3 separate regions of the Homo sapiens genome follow, and all the other regions are linked to region 3. Evidence: chromatin contacts called from ENCODE Hi-C or POLR2A ChIA-PET data. All regions are on one chromosome and are shown on one strand. Each heading gives the region's core, a stretch centred on a gene start or an enhancer-like site at or near the end of the contact. The rest is flanking DNA. Distances are from core to core; before and after follow the strand shown.

What was found. Hi-C counts contacts between places; a loop is a spot of excess contacts on that map. ChIA-PET counts read pairs that join two places held with the same protein, here RNA polymerase II (POLR2A). Pooled maps may share reads with other maps.
Region 1: a loop to region 3 is called in a map of naive thymus-derived CD4-positive, alpha-beta T cell, with 6 times the contacts of the local background. The contact joins the promoter of DIXDC1 here to the promoter of FDX1 in region 3. A Hi-C loop is called at or near these places in 3 of 168 maps with a recorded cell type or tissue (CD8-positive, alpha-beta T cell and naive thymus-derived CD4-positive, alpha-beta T cell) and 7 of 50 pooled maps. POLR2A ChIA-PET finds 5 or more read pairs at or near these places in 2 of 52 experiments (both activated CD4-positive, alpha-beta T cell).
Region 2: a map of naive thymus-derived CD4-positive, alpha-beta T cell shows a loop between it and region 3 (20-fold over the local background). The contact joins the promoter of EXPH5 here to the promoter of FDX1 in region 3. A Hi-C loop is called at or near these places in 1 of 168 maps with a recorded cell type or tissue (naive thymus-derived CD4-positive, alpha-beta T cell), 1 of 37 single-sample maps with no recorded cell type and 5 of 50 pooled maps.

The regions. Positions count from the first base shown.
Region 1 is chr11:111,935,692-111,938,762 of GRCh38, reverse strand. It overlaps DIXDC1 (DIX domain containing 1), which reads right to left and starts at 1,420. Exons shown (of 20, transcript NM_001037954.4): 1 at 1,204-1,420. The coding sequence starts at 1,263. RefSeq lists a silencer at 1,544-1,643.
Region 2 is chr11:108,592,301-108,595,605 of GRCh38, reverse strand. It overlaps EXPH5 (exophilin 5), which reads left to right and starts at 1,838. Exons shown (of 6, transcript NM_015065.3): 1 at 1,838-2,188. The coding sequence starts at 2,070. RefSeq lists silencers at 1,652-1,951, 1,972-2,021, 2,302-2,361.
Region 3 is chr11:110,428,084-110,431,563 of GRCh38, reverse strand. It overlaps FDX1 (ferredoxin 1), which reads right to left and starts at 1,616. Exons shown (of 4, transcript NM_004109.5): 1 at 1,259-1,616. The coding sequence starts at 1,443. RefSeq lists an enhancer at 803-1,082 and a silencer at 1,153-1,802.

The sequences.
Region 1 (3,071 bases), core at 171-2,670, 1.5 Mb before region 3:
ACAACGCTAGGGCACGGGGGCCAGACCAGGGGAGGGTTCTGTGGCAGGTCAGGCTGCAGAGCTTCTTAATTAGAAACAGGAATTAAGGAAGGAGTCTGTAGTGCAGCTGGAGAAATAAAATCTTATACACGAATTCATGAGAATGGTTATTTCTGGAGAAAAGGCTGGAATGGGTGGGGGGAGCCAAAGGCACTTCAGTCTTGCCTATCAAATGCTCATATTTAAGAAGACAATGTATTCATATGTTGAGTAAAAACTGATTTTAAAAATCTTAAATTTCAGAGAGTCACAGAGAGAAGAAAGAGAGAGATGGAAGGAAAAGGAGCGAGAGAGAAATGAAGAAAGACACAACTAACAGCCTAGGTTTCCCTGGATGCTGGGCTAAGACAACCCGCAAGAGTAGGGCTTAGCTGCAGTCGAAGACGTATGGAGCAAATCTTGAGGGGGAAGCATCCCAAACCAGAATTTCCTGGGTCACAAGAAAAGCAAATGCAATAAACAGAATTGTAAGAGAAACAAGTGGGGAGGAAATGACCCCTTGTCGGCCCTAGCCCATCTTGCCTGTCAGAGTGAGGCCCCAGTTCCTCTGCTCTCACATGGACCGGTGCACGCGCTGGCTCCCTGGACCCAGGACCCAGGTCCCCTCTCGCTCAGTAGCTCCTCTCAGACAACCATGTCCTTGATTGCAGAGAAATCTACTGCCCCGCACTCAGAAAGAGATTCAGACATGAAGAGGGCACTTCACATGGACCATCTACAGTCCCCTGCCCTCTCAAACTTTCTACCAATGCAGTACCACTCCACCCTCCCTTGGCTCCGCTGGTTAGCTCCTGATATAGATGAGCACTTTTGCCAAATATCCAGGGATTCCCTGAGGATTTCCTTGGAGAGAGAAGCTCTAGGGAGGATGGAGACCCCCTCTTCTGGAAGGAGGTGATTTCTGAATTTGTGGTCCTGTCCTCTTGGGCTCAGGTAAGCTACCAGGGAAGGTCATGGCCCAGCTTAGCTGTGGGCAGGCAGCCCTTCTGATTTCTCCTGGTTCACCCATCTGCACCGTAAGTACCACCTTAGCCCCTTTGGGGTTCTGGGGGCGATTTGCTCTGGGGTCCCCAAAGGATGGAGGAGGAGGAGGACCCCTTCCGGAGACTGGGCGGGAGACGCTGGGGGAGGGGAGCTGAGGAGTGGGAGGAGCAGGACAGTTACCTCATTGAAGCCCTCCTGCAGGACGTCCAGTAAGTTCCCTCGGGTCAGGCAGGCTAGCATTGTTCCTGCTGGGGGCTCCCCGGGCGGGGTCTCCAGCCCGGCGGCCGCCGCCGCCTCCTCCTCCTCCCTCTGCACACAAAGGCTCTCGGCTCAGCTCATTGGGATCCCTCCGGAGTCCCGCATGCCACTTACTGGAAACCTAGACTGGAGCCAAACTAGCGGCTTGCACTGGGCATGCTCGCACGGGGGCCTCCGCTGGAGGGGCCCGGCGCGGTCGCGGTTCCTATGGAAACAACTGGGCGCGCACTAGGTTGAGCGGCGCTGCCGGGCTGCCCCCAGCCCCGCTTTCCTGCGGGAAAGCCGCACGGCCAGGCGGGCTGGCGAGGGCGCGCGCTGCACGCCCGCACGCACGCGCACACCCCCCCCCCGCCCGGGCCGCAGCACGGGCGTGTGTGCGTGCGCTACACACACACACACTCACACGGCTTTTAGGCAAACGTGCTGCTGTATGTGCGCGCTGTGTGCATACACACACACACACACATACACACATACACACATACACACACACACGTTGACAAACAGGCGGCCCGGCTGGCGTATGCATGCGCTTGCAGCCGCGCGCGCGCACACACACACCAGGCTTGCAGGCGGGTGTGCCCGTGGGGAGGGTGCGCAACACACACACACACACACACACACACACACACACACTGCTAACTTAAGGCCACAAACGGCCCACCAGAAGGTGGGTGGGAAAGGGAGTGAATCATAGGATTTTCCCCCAGACTAACCGAAAACAGCAACCTTTTTCCACATGGGCCCTGGACAGTGAGGTCAAGCTAAAGAAGAGGAAGCAGAAGGGAAAGAAATAAGAAAGAGAAAGAGCAGAGGAAGAAAGGGGGAAAAGAGGATAAAAAGAACTTTAGTTATTGATGGTATCAGAACACATTCAATAGAACAGTGCTAAACATCACGCAGGATCGCAACAGAAACATCAAGGATGACCAAGCCTTTTCCAAAATTTTCCTATTTCATTCTTTATAAAATAACTGCTAAAATATACAACCCATATTTTAATGTGTTTTAAAATAAATGGGCTTTAATTAAAATAAAGACTGCAAAAATGTCCTGGTGCATTTGAAAGAGGTAAAAAGCTTCCTCAAGTGAAACAGAAAGCTATTCTAGGCTGTTTCTAGCTATTCAAGTCATAGCCTTGATTATTTATTTTTAGGAATACTAGTCATTTGCAACTCAGTGCAAACTCTTGTTTCTATAGGAAAACTCGAAGCTGAAAAAACATTCATTTTACATTCCACCTCGTGATCCCAGATGGAGAGGAAGGGTTTACAGAGCATTAGGGCTCAGAGAAGGTCAGGGCCTTGTCCAAGGACGCAGCCAATCAGTGACAGGCAGCTCAAGGATCTAGGAGTCTACACTTATGATTTTCTGGAAGACCCAGATTCCTCCTCAAATCCTGATTAGTACCTTAGCCAGAAAAGTCAGTAATGGCTCTTATTCAACCTAATGACCTCTTCAGGTCCTTAGAGAAAAAGAAAATCCACCAAGAGCAGCCAGGCTAGCAATATCTTGTCTGAATGTCTAAAGCTGCTAAACACAAAGATGTTTCTGAAAAAGAACACATCTCCCTGACCACAACAGGCAGGGGGCAGAGGGCCAGCACAGGTGTTGAGTGGCAGCTGCTGGTTGAATGTAGTGGGTTCAATTCTGGCTAATGCTGGGGAAAAGCTAAGACACCAAATCATTCTAAACCTGAGCAGCCCACAAGTCCAAAGACCACTGTCCTTCATAATCTAGCTGAGGAATTTAACTGCCAAGAACTCCCTTTGACACTACCACACTTCGTG
Region 2 (3,305 bases), core at 589-3,088, 1.8 Mb after region 3:
TGTGGAGACTACATGCTCTGCCAAAACAGATCACTTAACAATCCATGAACATGCTCCAGTGTTTTCTAGCTTCCAAGCTTTTGTTCAGTCTGGCCATTAAAGAGGTTGAGGGAATATGAGAAGATTCCTAGACTGTACTTCTGCTATTCAGCACGCTGATCCCCTTGCCTAGAATAGACTCACACATCTCCTCCCACCACCCCCTATTTCTTCCTCTTGAAATCTGACTCTTCATGCAGCAACCTAAATACCGTATCCTCTCTCCATCCACTCAGTTGGCACTAACTTTTCTGTGTGCTCATGGAATTTTCTTTATTCCTCTATTATGTTCTTTTTTACATAGTCATCTTTCTATTTGTGTATCTCTCCCACTGGATTACAAACTTTCTAAAGACAAGGACTGTGTTGTTCACAGTGTGTGATGCCTTCATGTAATAGGCACCAGGATACGTTGGTTGAAATCAGTTCACTGATATACTGGAAACAGTGTAAAATCCCACCAGTGACCATATTGAAAAGTCCCATGTGTATGCTGAATAAATGAACACACTAGAAAAACTGGACACCATATACAAGACATACTCCCAAAACAGGATCATTAATACAGACACTATTTATAAAGGAGTTCTGTATTGTGTACACCATGGGTGAACAAAATTGGTTCCTGGTTCACACAAATAACAGACACCCACAGAAAGTTATCTGAATGGCTAGCTGCCTAGGCATGTTTTAAATAATGATGATCAAATGGGGTAGCCCAGAGAACAAAACACAAGTGGCAATTTTTGATATCATGTTCTTGTACAGATACAAAATTTTAATTGGGTTTATGTGCCATGAAAAGAAATGATATATGTAGAAGTACATTTTATATGTTAGTAATCATCACCACCATCTTCAAAATGACCAAATTAAGGCTATGGGGCAGGAAAGTCAATCTGACAGAGTTATTTTTGGGTAGGAAGTGAAGCCAAGATAAAAACATGTTTTCTGTAAAAGCCTTGATAATTAAAAAAAAAGTATATATGTGAATATCTTTATAAGTTTCTATTATTCTTCATTGCATTGTGGAACAATTGACTTTCTAGGAAAGCTATTTCTGTGGCTTCATAGGATTACCATTTGCTTTCACCAGAGGATTAGGTATTTTTAAATGGCATGTGTATTACTTCTCTGAGTTTATTAAGATGATAATAAAATCTTACAGAAAACTTCTAACAGGTGTTTTCTACAGTCCTTTGCTTCTGGGCTGTCTTCTCCTAAAATACCATAAACGGTTTTGTTTGTTTGTTTGTTTGTTTCTAAAGTCTAAGAATGACTTTTGTGGGACAGTGGAGGTGGGGGTGTCTGTGGGATGAGAGGCTTGGCAAATAATTCGTTTCCAAGGATACACTAATTTCCGCCCTTCAGCCAGGTTCATCCACAGTCAGTAGTGTAATTGAGTTTAGTTCTTCCTGGTCTTTCAGATAAGTAACCCTTTTGCCAGTTACAAACCCTACTTGCAATTCTATTTTCTATGGGCTCTTAATTATTGAAAGGGAGGATTAGTCATGAATCTCCTTTTTCACTCCTTTACTAATCAAGCTCAAGTTCTGCGAGCAAACAGCAACAGCAAAAGCAAATACTTTGGCGCCAACACTTAGCCTTGCCTCACTTAAGAGGCAGAATTATGTAGGCTTGTTTGCTTAACAACTCAGATAGGGGGCGGGGAGGGTGACCGGAGGGGACGAGGGAGGGGACGAGGGACGGGACGAGACGAGGGAGGGGACGAGGGAGGGGACAAGGGAGGGCCCGCCCCCTTGGAACGGGATTGGTTCCCTCTCTCCCTTTAGCCGTTCACTTTGCATCTCGGTTGGACAGGTTGAGAGAAACATGTCATTAAGGTATTGTCAATATGAGCCCTTCAGGTGTGGGCGTTCCCTAGGTTTGTGGTTTTAGACTTTCAAAGGGGCGGACTTATTATTGGCTGTGGGATCAAGTTCGTGAAACTGGTCTTGTACAGGTTGAAAAATGCCTTCCTAACAGGAGGCGCCAAGGAGCTTAAGTGTAACTCACACACAGTAAAGAAAATGACGAAAGTTCCTCCGGCGTTTGATTTCAGTTTCTTAAATGACGAAGAGGCCAGGAAGATCCTTCAGGTGCTGGAAAGGAATGAGGAGTTACAGAGGGCCGAGAAGGACAGGATCAGGTACAGAGCAAATTCATTTCTTTTGTCCTGGGCCTGGGTCCCGCAGGGGCCGGGGATCCGCGGGGAAGGCGCTGAGCTCGCGCGGGGCACCTGCCCGGGGGTGCTCCGAGCGGCTGCTGCGGAGGCTGCGGGTCGGGAAGAGAAAACTGCGCGGAGTTGCTCCCTGAAGGACTTTGGGATGCTTAGTTGGTACCCTCTCCACCCACCACATACCAGACGGGCTCGGCTGCGGGTCTGGGGTCGGGCAGGGTGGGGGGGTCCGTGCGCTGCGGGGGCCGCGCAGTGACGCTGTGCTGTGCCGGGTGTCTGCTGGGCCATCGCGGGGCGTGGGCCGTTTCAGGCAATGAAATGCGGCGGGGGCGCGATCTGGAGAGGAATCCTGGCTGCTGCTCACTCCGCGGCCCGCGCGCACCCACGTGCTCGCACGGGTCCGACAGAGCTTCCACCCTCGCCTAACGCAGTTTTCCCTCGGCACCAGAGGCGAATCTCCCCACCCAATGCGGGCAGTCAGCGAAGCACGGGAGAGCCGGCACCTCACGGGAGGCGAAAGGTCCCCACCCCAAGGGTAGGAGCTCGAGGAATTTGTCAAATAGAGGCTTATGTGGGCGAATGGGACTTGGACACACGGGGTTGGCTGGAATGGGTGGGTCTTCTTGTGCGTGGTGCTGTGGGGAGCGAGTTTCTGAGAAATTTCATCCTTGACCTTACTATACACTGTTGTAGGTGAGGGATTAGTTACTAAAGAATGAAATCCAGAGACACAGATAATTACCCAGGATGTACATTAACCAGTTTTTCTGCTGGGGAAGTGTGGGATAAGTGCTGGAATGAATTAAAGGGACTCTCTCGCCAATATTGGAATATATCCATCTAAGTCCTTCTCTAGATAACTGTGGAAGGGAATTCAGGACATCACTCTCAGACCACACTGTGTGCCATTGATTGGAATTTAGCAAGTCATTTTGTTTTATGATCAACTGCTTGCTAATGCGAGTTCCAGGTTCCCAATTCTTTCTAGAATTGCCTGTCCCCCACCGCCGACAAAAGAAACCCTCCAGGGACCCTCTTCAAATTGGAAAATCTAGTTGGTCTTTGTAGAAAGAATTAGAATACACTA
Region 3 (3,480 bases), core at 367-2,866:
GAACAAATAAATCTGGCTTGCCTTCTCCCTGATTTCCCCCAAAGTTCACACAACAAAAATGTATGGAGCACCCACTAGATAACGGGATTAGTGGGGAAAAGATGACTGAAAGTCTTAGACCCTGCTCTCAGAGACCTCAAAAAGAAACTAGACAAAGCAGCGTACAAATCCAACACACTCTCCCTCTAGTTCTCGATTCCTGCTACCCTACATCATGCGGTCAAAGAGCTGTCGAGAGATCTGCATTATATAAATCGCCACCATGTTGGTAAAAATTATGTGTAAATTGTATCTCTAGTATATCTAAGGAGTGTCTTTGAAAAACAAATATGCCCAAGAACCTAAAACTTCAACACATTTGGGATAAATTGTCACATTTCTTTCAATATTTAATACAAAACTCTCTTAACATTGTGAACCTAAGAAGCTGCTGCTGCTGCTGCTGCTGCTGCTGCTGCTGCTACCAAGTGGCATCTACTGAGCCCTCATTACGTGCTAGGCACAAGACTACCTGTATCGCTGTATTAACTCATTGATTCTTCAATTAACCATAGGAGGTCTACACTGTTATTATATCCAACTTGCAAATGGAGAAACTGGGTTCCTAAGGACTGACCAAGTTAGGCACGTCAGACAATCAGTGCCAAAGCCAAGTTTCAAGTCCCGGCAGATTACTTCAACGCAGGGGCTTTCAACACTTGAGCAACTAGCAAAGGGCCTACAGGGCAGCAGAGGGTATGGGCTGGGTGTATTCTACCTGGACACCCCCTGACAAAGACCTGGGACCTGGGTGTCCTCTCAAAGCAGGGCAAGGCCCTGAAAAAAACAGCTGGCAGGTGTGTCAGGCCAGGACAGCAGGAGGGAAGCCTGTCGCGAAGGTCACTGCCAGTTTCGGGCAGAGCAAAGGTCAGATCCCAGACAAATCACACGGAGAACAAGCAGCAGCAAAGTCCCGGCTTTCCTCAGGGCACGGGAAGCGCTGGGAAAGGGAGCTGGGCGTCCAGGGTCCCCGATTCCCGCCGGGAGTGGGTGATGCGGAAAGGAACTCTGCGGTGCGACGGAAGGGAGGCAGCGACGCCACCGAGCAGCGAGACGGAGCCGCGAGAGCACCCCAGAAGAGGGGGGCGAGAGGCAGGCCTCCGGGGTGTGGGCCCGGCGCGCAGAAGGCACTGGAACCAGAGACTCGGCCCAGAGAGCCAGGCGCCACCCACCGGGGACCCCGGCCCGCGCCGGCGATCGCGCCCGCACGGCGCCCTACCTGCTCCGGGCCCGCGCCGACACGCTCAGCGACCGGCTCGCCTCCGCGCTCCCGCCCGGCCCCCGGTTCCTCAGCAGGCCGCTGGATCCAGCGCGGGACCCAGCGTGGTGCAGCCACCGGCCGGCCGGGCCGCCGAGGACAGCAGAAGCGGCGCGCAGCAGCCGGGCGCCCCCAGCGGCAGCCATCGCCCGCGGTCGGGAACTGCCGGAAGCGACGCAGGCCGCGCTTTGAGGCCGCGAGAGACTCCAAAGAGGCGGGGGCGGCAGCTGCGGCGCAGACGCCCGAGGGCCGCGGCGAGGGGCGCGGGGCTGGAGTGGCGGAGAGACCCTGCTGGAAGCACCGCGCCGAGGTTCCGCGTGCCTTCCGGGTGACCTATAAAGACATTGGCAAGCAGAGCGCGGCCCCGCCCCGCCTCTCACGCCCACGCCGCCCGGTCCCATGGGGCGGGGCCAGCGCAGGGGGCCTTTACCAACCCTCCAGGTTCCGTTGTAAGCTGGATGCTTTTTTAGCGGCTGAAGTTGCCGTGCAGAAACAAAATATTTTGAAAGATAGCTGGACGTCTAGCGGAAATCGGTTAGCTAGACCACTGTGTTCTGTTCCGCATACCCCCATCCCCTAGCCGTTAAAAAAAAAACTGGGAAATTGTGTCATCTTGGAGTCAAGTTAGAGCAAAGTGAATTCTGCCCACTGTAAAACAAAAACAGTGGGAAATTTTGGAAAATCTCAGAATGCTATTATACAAAGAAATAATTATGACTATAAAATTGTAAATGAAATTAATGAATAGGCTTGGGGCTCCTGCAGAGGACAGGTAGCCATCCTAGACCTTGACTGGCAAGTAAATGCTGGCTGAGTACATGAAACCCACGAGACTGAACCGGAAACTTTGTGATGAGCTGAGATCTCTAAAAGACTTTCACAAAAAACAGAAAAGATGAACTTTAAAATACACCTTATCATGGTTCATATGTTGTGGGAAATGCATGGGCTTTAAGGTCAGAAATAGCAATGTTCAGATCCAAGATCTACTGCTTTAGAGATCTGAGACCTTGGAAAAATTATTCTCATGGAGGATCAGAGTTTCCATAACTCTCAAACACAGATAAGATGTTCCAGCCTTCAGGGCCATTCTGATGTTAATCTAATACGCAATGCACACCGTGCGTCACAAACCAGGAAGGCTACCGCTTCCTGGGCCTTCCTCCATCAGGGTACTCATAAAGAGGCTAAAGGCCAAAGTCAAGGGGATATTGCAGATATGCTAAACACAATCAGATACTTTTTTTTTCTTTTTTTGACATGGGGTCTCTCTATTCTGCCCAGGCTGTAGTGCAGTGGCGAAATCTCGGCTCACTGCAACCTCCGCCTCCCAGGTTCAAGTGATTCTCCTGCCTCAGCCTCCCGAGTAGCTAGGACTACAGGCGTGTGCCACCACACGCCACTAATTTTTGAAGATTCAGAACAAGAAAGTGTAAGCATGAGTAAAGTATCTGCGGACAATGTATGGTGCTTTCTGGAACCCAATGGCAGAGAGAAGGCAGTGGCTCCTAATTGCCTCAAATCGTTGGATGAAGAGAAAGTCTTTCAAGCTGCGAAGGGCACAGCAAACCCTGACAAGTAATCTTGAAGAGGAGGTTGTAAAAGAACAGCTAACTTTTGTTTTTAGTAAGACCAAACTTCCAAGGTCGGATGAATTAGTTGTAGGAAGAGAATTGAAAAGAAAAAAAATCGTAGATGTTCTGTCTTCTCTCAGCCCTCCTGTAGCAAATACAGTTTCAACTCCCTTAAGGCACTTGATAGCTTTCTGCTTTGTAGGGTAGTTATTCGTACACATAGAGTAGTTATTTATATAGTTCATCTTAGTGACTCCGACAGCACCAGCTACAGGGTCTTGAACATATCAAGGGTCTAATAAATATTGGTGAATAAATTGATGTTATGAAATTTCCATTAATAATCATCAGAATTCATTAAGCATGTATATGAAGATTAAAGATAGAAAAAATGTTCTCCAGGTTTTCTAAGGTGGATGAGAAGTAATGCCAAAAATTGCAAATATCAGTAGTCAGCAGAATTCCAGAATGGATTTGTAAACATGATCATGAATACAGATAAAGCAACATGGAATTACTGAGGACGTGCTTTTGCTTATCTGTTTGCTTATGTATTTCTTTGTCTATAAAACTCCCACCCCTCCATCCCTTTTTTTTTCTTTTTTTCCT